Regions from separate parts of the Mus musculus genome. Here region 2 is linked to region 1. A link is a loop called in an ENCODE intact Hi-C map of the cell type or tissue named here. Cell type or tissue: heart. All regions are shown on one strand. Links, peaks and the distances in the headings refer to the core of each region. The heading gives the core; the rest is flanking DNA.

Region 1 (4,248 bases), core at 1,034-3,533:
ACCCCACCCCCAGGATATTTAATATTGGTCCCGAGGCTTTGAGAGAACAACTTGAATAAAACTCAGTGGGGGTGAGGGGCAGGGAATGGGGCTTACTGTTCCCTCACGTGTAATCAATGGTGCAGCTCCCGTGAGTGAGAGTTTACATGCAGAGCTGCGGCGGAGGACTTCGCTGTATTTTCTGGGTGAGAAATGGCTGTGCTCATCCCGTCCAGTGGAAAAGGATGATTGTGTGTGTTCTGTTGTCTTCTAATAGTCATTCCGTCAATAAAGCATCATTTCCGTCTTTTGAGGGGAGCTGGAGTGCCGGCATCTATTTCTGAATAAAAGAGGGATGCACAAAAGCTTTCCAGGTAAAAATCCTCCACACACCTAAATATGGAGAGCAGTATTTCCAAATTTATCTTTGTTTAAACATATTCACTTTATATCTCTCTCATGGCCCCCTCCCAGTCACCCTCTCTCACAATCCTTCTCCCATGCCCCCTCCCCTCCTCCTCTGAGTGGGTGGGGGTCCCCCTGTGTATTCCCCCACCCTGGCACATCAAGTCTCTGTGAGGCTAGGTGCATCCTCTCCCACTGAGGCCAGACAAGGCAGCCCAGCTAGAAGAACATATCCCACAGACAGGCAGCAGTTTTTTAGATAGCTCCTGCTCCAGTTGTTTGAGACCCACATGAATACCAAGCTGCATATATGCTGCATATGTATGGGGAGGCCTAGGTCCAGCCTGTCTATGTTCTTTGGTTGGTGGTTCAGTCTCTAAGAGCCCCAAGGGTCCAGGTTAATTGACTCTGTTGGTCTTCCTGTGGAGTTCCTATCTCCGTAGAGGCTGCAATCCTTCCTCCTATTCTCCCCTAAGAGTCTCCAAGCTCCATCCACTGTTTGGCTGTGTGTGCATCTGTCTGAGTCAGCTGCTGGGTGGAGCCTCTCAGTGGACAGCTGTGCTAGATTCCTGTCTACAAGCACAACAGAGTATCATTAATAGTGTCAGGGATTGGTGCTTGCTCTTAAGATAGGTCTCAAGTTGGGCCTGTTATTGGTTGACCACTTCAACCTCTGCTCCATCCTTTGTTCCTGCATTTCTTGTAACTAGATTAAATTTGGGGTTGAAAGTTTTGTGGATGGGTTGTGTCCCTATAGCTCCACTGGATGGAACTTGAGAATATCATCCTGAGTGAGGTGAACCAGACCCTAAAGGACATCAATAGTATGTACTTTACTTATAAGTGGACATTAGCCATAAAGTACAGGATACCCATGCTATACTTCACAGACCCAAGGAAGCTAAACAAAAAGGAAGACTCAAATAAGGATGCTGGAAACTCACTTAGAAGGGGGATAAAATAGTCATAAGAGGCAGATGGAAAGAGGGAACAGTGTGGGAGAGGGAATGGGAAGGGGGATGGGGGGTTGAGATCAGGTGTGGGGTGAGACAGGAGAGATGACCATGAGAAGATCATGAGAATGGATGGAAATCTGCCACTGACAGGGGTGGGGGTGGGAAGCATCTCCAGGGCAAGACAGAGATCTGGGATAAGAGATGAGCCCAAGAATCAATGGGGGGTGACCTTAGCCATGACTCATAGCATTGGGGATATGGAACCTGAAGAGGGTACCTCCTGTAGCCAGGCAGCAACCAAATCTCTCTCTCTATGGACAGTAGCCAACAGAAGACTAGGGCAAAGCTCTGTGCTAGTTAAAAGAAGCAGACGAAATCCTGAATGAGACTGGCCCTCACTTGGCTCCTGCTCACACTGCAGTAGATTGATTTCGAGGACAACAGAAGCCCTCTTTCGGGCAAAGAACCACTGGTGTTCACAGGTGACATCATCGCTCCACCCCTCAAAGGTAGAGTCTGAAGACTGCAGTTCAATCCTTCAACACTCTGTTGAGAGATGCCCCGCCCCCTGCCCTAGATACCTTTGCCACTTCAATCATTCGTGGCTAACAGTGATCTGAACATATTACTCTTGTCTTGACTGTTTCAGGAGAAGGGTAAGAAAAAGACCGCATTCACATAGCATCATCACAGAATGCTATTATAAATGTTTTATTTTATTGCTATTTATTGCTGGTGTCAATCTGTGTCTAATTAAATGCTCTCATTGGTAAATATGTATAGAAAAAAAACCCAATATACACAGGGTTGGGTACTACAGGCAATGGCGTACACTAGAATTGGGGTTCATCCCTCTTATCGATGTGGTGGACTGCTGTATCCAGTCAAGGATATAGTACAGTGAATGGGTACCAGCAGCCAGCTGTTTCCCAGCTCTTGGGATGCTTGCTGTTGGAATCCAGGCTGTAAGGAGGCTCATCTGCCCCTGCCTGGGCTGTGGAGATGCCATCTAGTGGAGTACAGGCGAACTGTTCCCGTCCAGACCTGACCAAATGCCCGATTAGTTAGCAGAACGTGATTGTTGTTTGACAGTGAAGTGTTACTTGAAACGATTATCACGAGTTGGTTTGCTGCTTAGAAACAACCAGCTGCAGTATTGCCCTGAATAGAATATGGAGGAAGGGAAGCCAAGCTAATGTCGATCCCATGGAAAGGCGCTGGGAGAGATTGGAAGACGTCAACCTGTGAAGTGTTTGTCCCACGAGAAGAGTGTGAGCACAATCTCCTGACCTGTGTAAAACATGTCCCTGACCTGTGTAAAACATGTCCCTGACCTGTGTAAAACATGTTCCTGACCTGTGTAAAACATGTTCCTGACCTGTGTAAAACATGTCAATTGTGGTAGCACGTGCTTGCAACCCCAGGGCTGGAGGGGTCGAGACAAGGCAGCTCCCTGGGACTCGCTGGCTGCCAACCCTGGCCTCCCTGGCAAATTCCAGGCAGTTAAGAGACCCTGTCTCCAAGAAAAGAGACTGCGATGGTACCTGAGGAGCAACAGCTAAGGTTGACTTCTGGTTCACACACACATATACACACACACACATGAAAACATACAACATATACACACAGAGGTCTTGGGGACTTCTCTTTGCTCTTGCTTTGACATTATTGGAGGGTGGAAGATGTGTGGCCCACCTGCTCATTGATCCAGGCAACACTCACCTGGATACTAGAGGCCATCCTAGACCAACCGGCCTCCCCTCTCCTGATCACTAATGTATGGGCAAGCTGGTTAGGAACATCAGTCTAACCCAGACTAGAGCATCTTGGGTGTTCATCCAACTGGAATAGTGCTGGTCTCTGTCATTGCTGGGATGTGGAGAGACAAGAGGCAATGCCAGCACGCCCAATTTCTACCGCCTTATAACAAGTTAGGAAAATAACTGTCAAGCATCATGCATGACTGCTAGGGAGCTAGCACTAATGACTCTGACACATGTATAAAGAAAGGTCACATGTTAAGAAAAAATATTTTACGGTAGTACACTTAAGTGATGAATGAAAATAACTATGGACACAAGAGTAACATTTTGAAATAGAAGATATGGGGCAGGAGAGGTGGTGGCTTGGTCAGTAAAGAGTCTGCTGTATAAGCACAAGAGCGAGAGTTAGATCCGCAGAACCCATGTAAACATGATAGTCTCGGAGATGCAGGGAGCTCCGGGGAGATGCACGGAGACACAGCTCCCTGGGACTTGCTCACTGATAGTCTAGACTCTCCAAGTTGATGAGCTCCAAGCCAGCAGGAGAATCTATTTCAAAGGGAAATGTGTGAATGGTACCTTCAGAACAAGCTGGAAGGGACCAGAGGAGACACCCAAGTTTGTCTTCTGATACACATACAAACACGCACGTGTACACTCACAGGAATACACAGAAACCAGAGTACTCTGAAAGCAAGTGATTTAAAGCTTCATGTATTAGACCCAAAGTCTCACGCTGAGAGAAAACAATGACTCCATTGTCGATTGAAATACTTTCCTGGCTGGGCAGAGGAGGCACATGCCTTTAATCCCAGCACTTGGGAGGCAGAGACAGGAGGATTTCTGAGTTCAAGGTTAGTCTGGTCTACAAAGTGAGTTCCAGGACAGCCAGGGCTACACAGAGAAACCCTGACGTGAAAACCCGGAAAATAAAAGAGAAGAAAAGAAAAAAAGAAAAGAAAAGAAAGGAAGTACTTTTTCCTTCTGGCACTGGAAGCTCCTCGGCATGTGGCTGTGTGACTGGACACCGATGTCTGCTGAGCTGCACAGGAAACAGTGAGCACAGATGCTATCCACCTCTTCCACATATCAGTTAACCGTGATCTATCACAGGACGAAACCCACAACAACTGCCTCTCCTTTGT
Region 2 (4,248 bases), core at 1,196-3,695, 910 kb before region 1:
GCACTTCCAACTCCCTAGCAAGACTGCACACTCTTGCCAGAAGACTGTGTGATCACTGTTGTCTAACCTGTGGATGGCGTGCTCTCTGGAGCCAGGACAAGAATCCAAACCCCTTAACTATTCTTGTTTCCAAGTGGGAAGACACTCACTTTACTCATCTGTGTTTCTGTGGTGCTGGGGTTTAAATACAAGACCAGGAACATGGCAGGCAGGTGCCTTGCCCTGCTCTACTCCGGACCCATCTACCACACTGTGTGTTTTCTTTGCAACAGGACATAGAGACCAAAGCTTCCCACACTCCGGTTTCACCCAGACGCCTGCCACGTGTTTGTTTTAACAGCCTGGATCCTTTTTCTTTAGTCGTGCACATAGAAAGAAGGAAGGAAATCAGGAGACACTGTTGCCCTGACCCACCTGTTTGCAGGTGACACTGAGTATCGTGACAGAATCCAGCTTTCCTTGACTCAGTTTGTCTGGGAACCTTGTTCATTCCTAGGTGTGCTGGCTTCACTCTCAGGCCATCGGGTAAGCAGGGACCACCTACTGCTGCTGGCTTCTCCAGCACTGGCCTGCCCCACGTGAGCAGAGGTGACCCCAAATCCACAAGAAGAGACACCTGCTGTCCCACCTCACGGCCCCAGGCAGGTGCCGCCCCTGAGACACCTGCTGTCCCACCTCACAGCCCCGGGCAGGTGCCACCCCGAGGTGTCCTTACCACTGTGGTCCAGGGCACCTGGGGAATCCTGGTGTAAGTCAGGGTGATGTAGACAATGAGGAAGAAGACGGTGAGGACCCAGTAGAAGACAGCCACAAACATTACCCAGCCAAAAGCAGGGACTCTAAAATACTCAGTGCCAGCGATGAGAGTCCACACCAGCAGTCCCAAGACCTGCAGAGTAGCAGAGGTGGTGCAGAGAGGGGGGCGGAAAGAGAGAGAGTGAGATACAGAGGAAGTCATTAGTCACAATGCCCCACACAACCTGTACATATTATACACACATGCCCACCCATGTAGACATATCCCCAATATACATAATAAAAACATTTTAAAAAAGATTTATTTATTTTTATGATTACACTGTAGCACACCAGAAGAGAGCACCAGATCCCATTACAGATGGTTGTGAGCCACCATGTGGTTGCTGGGAAATGAACTCAGGACCTCTGGAAGAGCAGTCAGTGCTCTTAACCCTTGAGCCATCTTTCCAGCCACGACCCGCTCTCCCCCTCCGCCACCCCACCCCCCCCCCCCGTACAAATCCTTTCACCACATCTCTAAGCTGTGCAGCAGTCAGCCTGTGCATCATATCCCAAGAGGCAGCCCCTGGAAAACGTGGGGCTTTGGCTGTGGTGTAGTGTCACCCAGGCCAGCCTCCCCCCTTCTGTGGTAGCTTTCTTTGTGCTAAACAAAGTAGTTTGGCCTCCTGGCCTTTCACATCACAGCCTGGGTTATTTTAGACAGAGATAGATTAGAAAAGAAAGCAGGGACGGCAGCTAGCTCCGATCTGCTGTGATGCTTTAAATGGCCAATTTGGAGAGCACGCCTTTTGTCACTCAGTGCATTCTGGGAAATTCTGCGGTGAAGCTGTTATGTTACAGAGGTCAATCAGAGCCATCTGGGTTAGCAACGTGCTCCCTGAGCACCTACTCTCAATTGTGTGTGATGCTGGGCACTTAGGTCACAGATAGGAGAGAGGCACAGCGTCATTAAACCTGTCATGTGTTAGACACACTATTCAGGTCTGACCAACGATGACTGTGACTAGATACAGCTCATGGCCTGAATCAGATGATGATGATGATGATATTAATGGTGGTGGTGGGATGTGTGAAGACCAGAAGTCAATTCTAGGTGTTGTTCCTCAGGAGCCATTCAGGGTCTCTCACGGGGACCCCGGGTTTGTCACTTCTGACCTCCTGTCTCTGCCTCCTGCACATGCCTGTTTCTTTTTGTGTGAACACTGGGGATGGAACTCAGGTCCCCATGTTTGTGAGACAGGTACTTTACTAATGGAGCCACAACCCCAGCTCACACGACCTGTTTCATGCAGCAGACAGACACAGCCCTGCTCTTTGCCTTGCCCCTTACCTGTGATGTCATGCTTAAAAGACAGCCTCAGGCATGAAGCCTAAAATAGTCACATTCACAGAAAATGTCTGCCAGCTCCCACTTCACACCCCACACTCTCTGCTTCAGAAAATACGTACGCAGGCACGCACATATGCACGTGCACACTTGGGGTTTTGTCTTTTCAAACAAAGCAGGTTATTACCACATGATGCTGGAGACCGTAAGAGAAAGAAAAGTGCATTTCCTCCTGGGATCCACATTGACTCCAACCTGCTGCCTCCCCACATCTGCTCAGTTGTCCCCTTCAGACTCAGGGACTCTCTTCCAGCCAGCCCTTTATCTCTTCTGTCTCTCAGAGTCTGTCAGCATGCTCGGCCACCACCTCCATTTATCCACTAGGGGGCACCCGCATACTGCTGATGGATGACCAGGCCAGCGGAACCAGGGCAGACCAGGGTGGGCTGTCTGCCCAGTGTGAAACAGAGGTGGTGGAAGGACTTGACTTCCACTGTTAGCATCGGTTGCCACATATTGCCTGAGAAAAGGATGGACTGATGCAAAGACTTAATCCCCATGTCCTTGGACTCTGTGTGATGTTCTCGCAGAGATTTTACTGAGGTGTGCTTCAAGAGCTACAGCAGAGCCACTAGTGAATGCACCCAGGGGCCTGGGGCCTTGGTGGCATCTCTAACAAGGCACATGGGCTCTCTGTTTCCGGTCTTGGAAGTGAGGAAATAGAGGTGTAGGATTTAGGGGTCTGGCTCCGAGATGGGGAGAATCAAATTTGCCTGATGAAGGCAGACTTCAAACCATATGGCTCTTGTTCCTACTCTGAGGGGGTGTCATGAGGACGTCTGTCCCCTAGCCACAGTGGTGCTAAGAACTTGGGACTTAGTTATTCTGACATTTCATGATCAAACAAAGATCTATATGGAGGCTGGACCATGGGACTCTGTTATTCCCAGCAGGCAGTGCGACAGGACTCTGCATACAAGGTGGGTGTTAAAATATGTCTAAAGACTGACTTTAGGCAGCATCTGTGACCCGTCACCATGGACACAGCTGCTTTTGAATTCTCCGAGCTCCTGTAAGGAACCCCGATAGACTCACTGCCTCACTAAAGCAGATCCGCATATGGCCTTTTGTCTGTACCCAATCTTTGGTGAGTGGTGAGACCACAGAGAATAACGTTACCAGTATACCAAGTTCCATGGAACTCTGCAGAGGTTAGCGGTCTCATGTTTATTCCGTCCATGAAACATAACCAAATGCTCTGCCCAAACTGCACGTTGGCAGGAAGAACTCATGGAGTCCTTGGTGGTAAAAGAGAGGGTCAGGGGCCTGTGCCTGGAATTAGCACCACGGTGCTCCAGAGAATGAAGTGATGCAGAGAAGTTGGCACACACTTTTTGGTCATGGCTGCATGGTGAATGTCGTGGGCTTTGAATCCCATACGGTCTCGGTCCCAACCATTCATTTTGCTACTGTAGTGTGGCCACGTTTTGTGGGAACTTTATTTACAAACAGGGTAGGCTAGATTTGGCTGGCAGGCTGCAATTAGCCAGGCTCTCCAAGTGTGTGGTCCCAGGCAGGGAGGTCCAACGTCAGCTAAGAACACAGACATGCAGATTCCATCTAGACCTGTCATTCAGCAATGCTGGGAAGAGGCAGGGCAAGGGGGTCACATTCCCTGTGCTCAGGCAGCTCAAGGGACTAGCCCCTCACTCACTCCCCGACCCTTCCCCTTTCTTCTTCCCTCCCTCGATTTTTTTCCTTTCTCCTTTCCCATTGAACAGTTCACACCTCAGGGGCTTGAGTGTGTGAGCTTAGACTCTGACTCAGTTAAGGTTTCTACTGCTACAATGAAACACCATGGCCAGAAAGCAAGCTTAAGAGGAAAGGGTTTATTGAACACCCTTCTACATTGTAACCCATCGAAAAAGGAACTCAGGACAGGAATTAGAACAGGGCAAGAACCTGGAAGCAGGAGCTGAGGCACAGGCTGTGGAGGGATGCTGTTTACTTGGCTTGCTCCCATGGCTTGTTCAGTCTGCTCTCTTAGAGAACCCGAGACCACCATCCCAGGGATGAAGCCACCCACAACAGGCTGAGCCCTCCCCCACCAATCACTAATTAAGAAACTGCCTTCCAGGCCTTCATACATCCTGGTCTTATGG

Evidence for each region. Hi-C counts contacts between places; a loop is a spot of excess contacts. Peaks named below come from ENCODE experiments on the same cell type or tissue, not always from the same donor. Only the 100,000 strongest peaks of a DNase experiment are listed, where the experiment ranks them.
Region 2: a loop joins it to region 1, with 15 times the contacts of the local background. A loop is called at or near these places in 4 of 42 quality-filtered maps.

Annotation. Positions count from the first base shown.
Region 1 is chr9:115,702,104-115,706,351 of GRCm38, forward strand. No RefSeq gene overlaps it. Among named protein-coding and RNA genes, the nearest start is that of D330037F02Rik, 38 kb to the left of the region's middle. In heart, for the core only: a CTCF peak has its summit at 2,355 (motif pointing left); no DNase peak of the experiment used is centred there.
Region 2 is chr9:114,795,326-114,799,573 of GRCm38, forward strand. Cmtm8 (CKLF-like MARVEL transmembrane domain containing 8) reads right to left here. Exons shown (of 4, transcript NM_027294.2): 2 at 716-889. Among named protein-coding and RNA genes, the nearest start is that of Cmtm7, 15 kb to the left of the region's middle. In heart, for the core only: no CTCF peak of the experiment used is centred there; a DNase peak (open chromatin) is centred at 2,466; H3K27ac peaks cover 772 bases.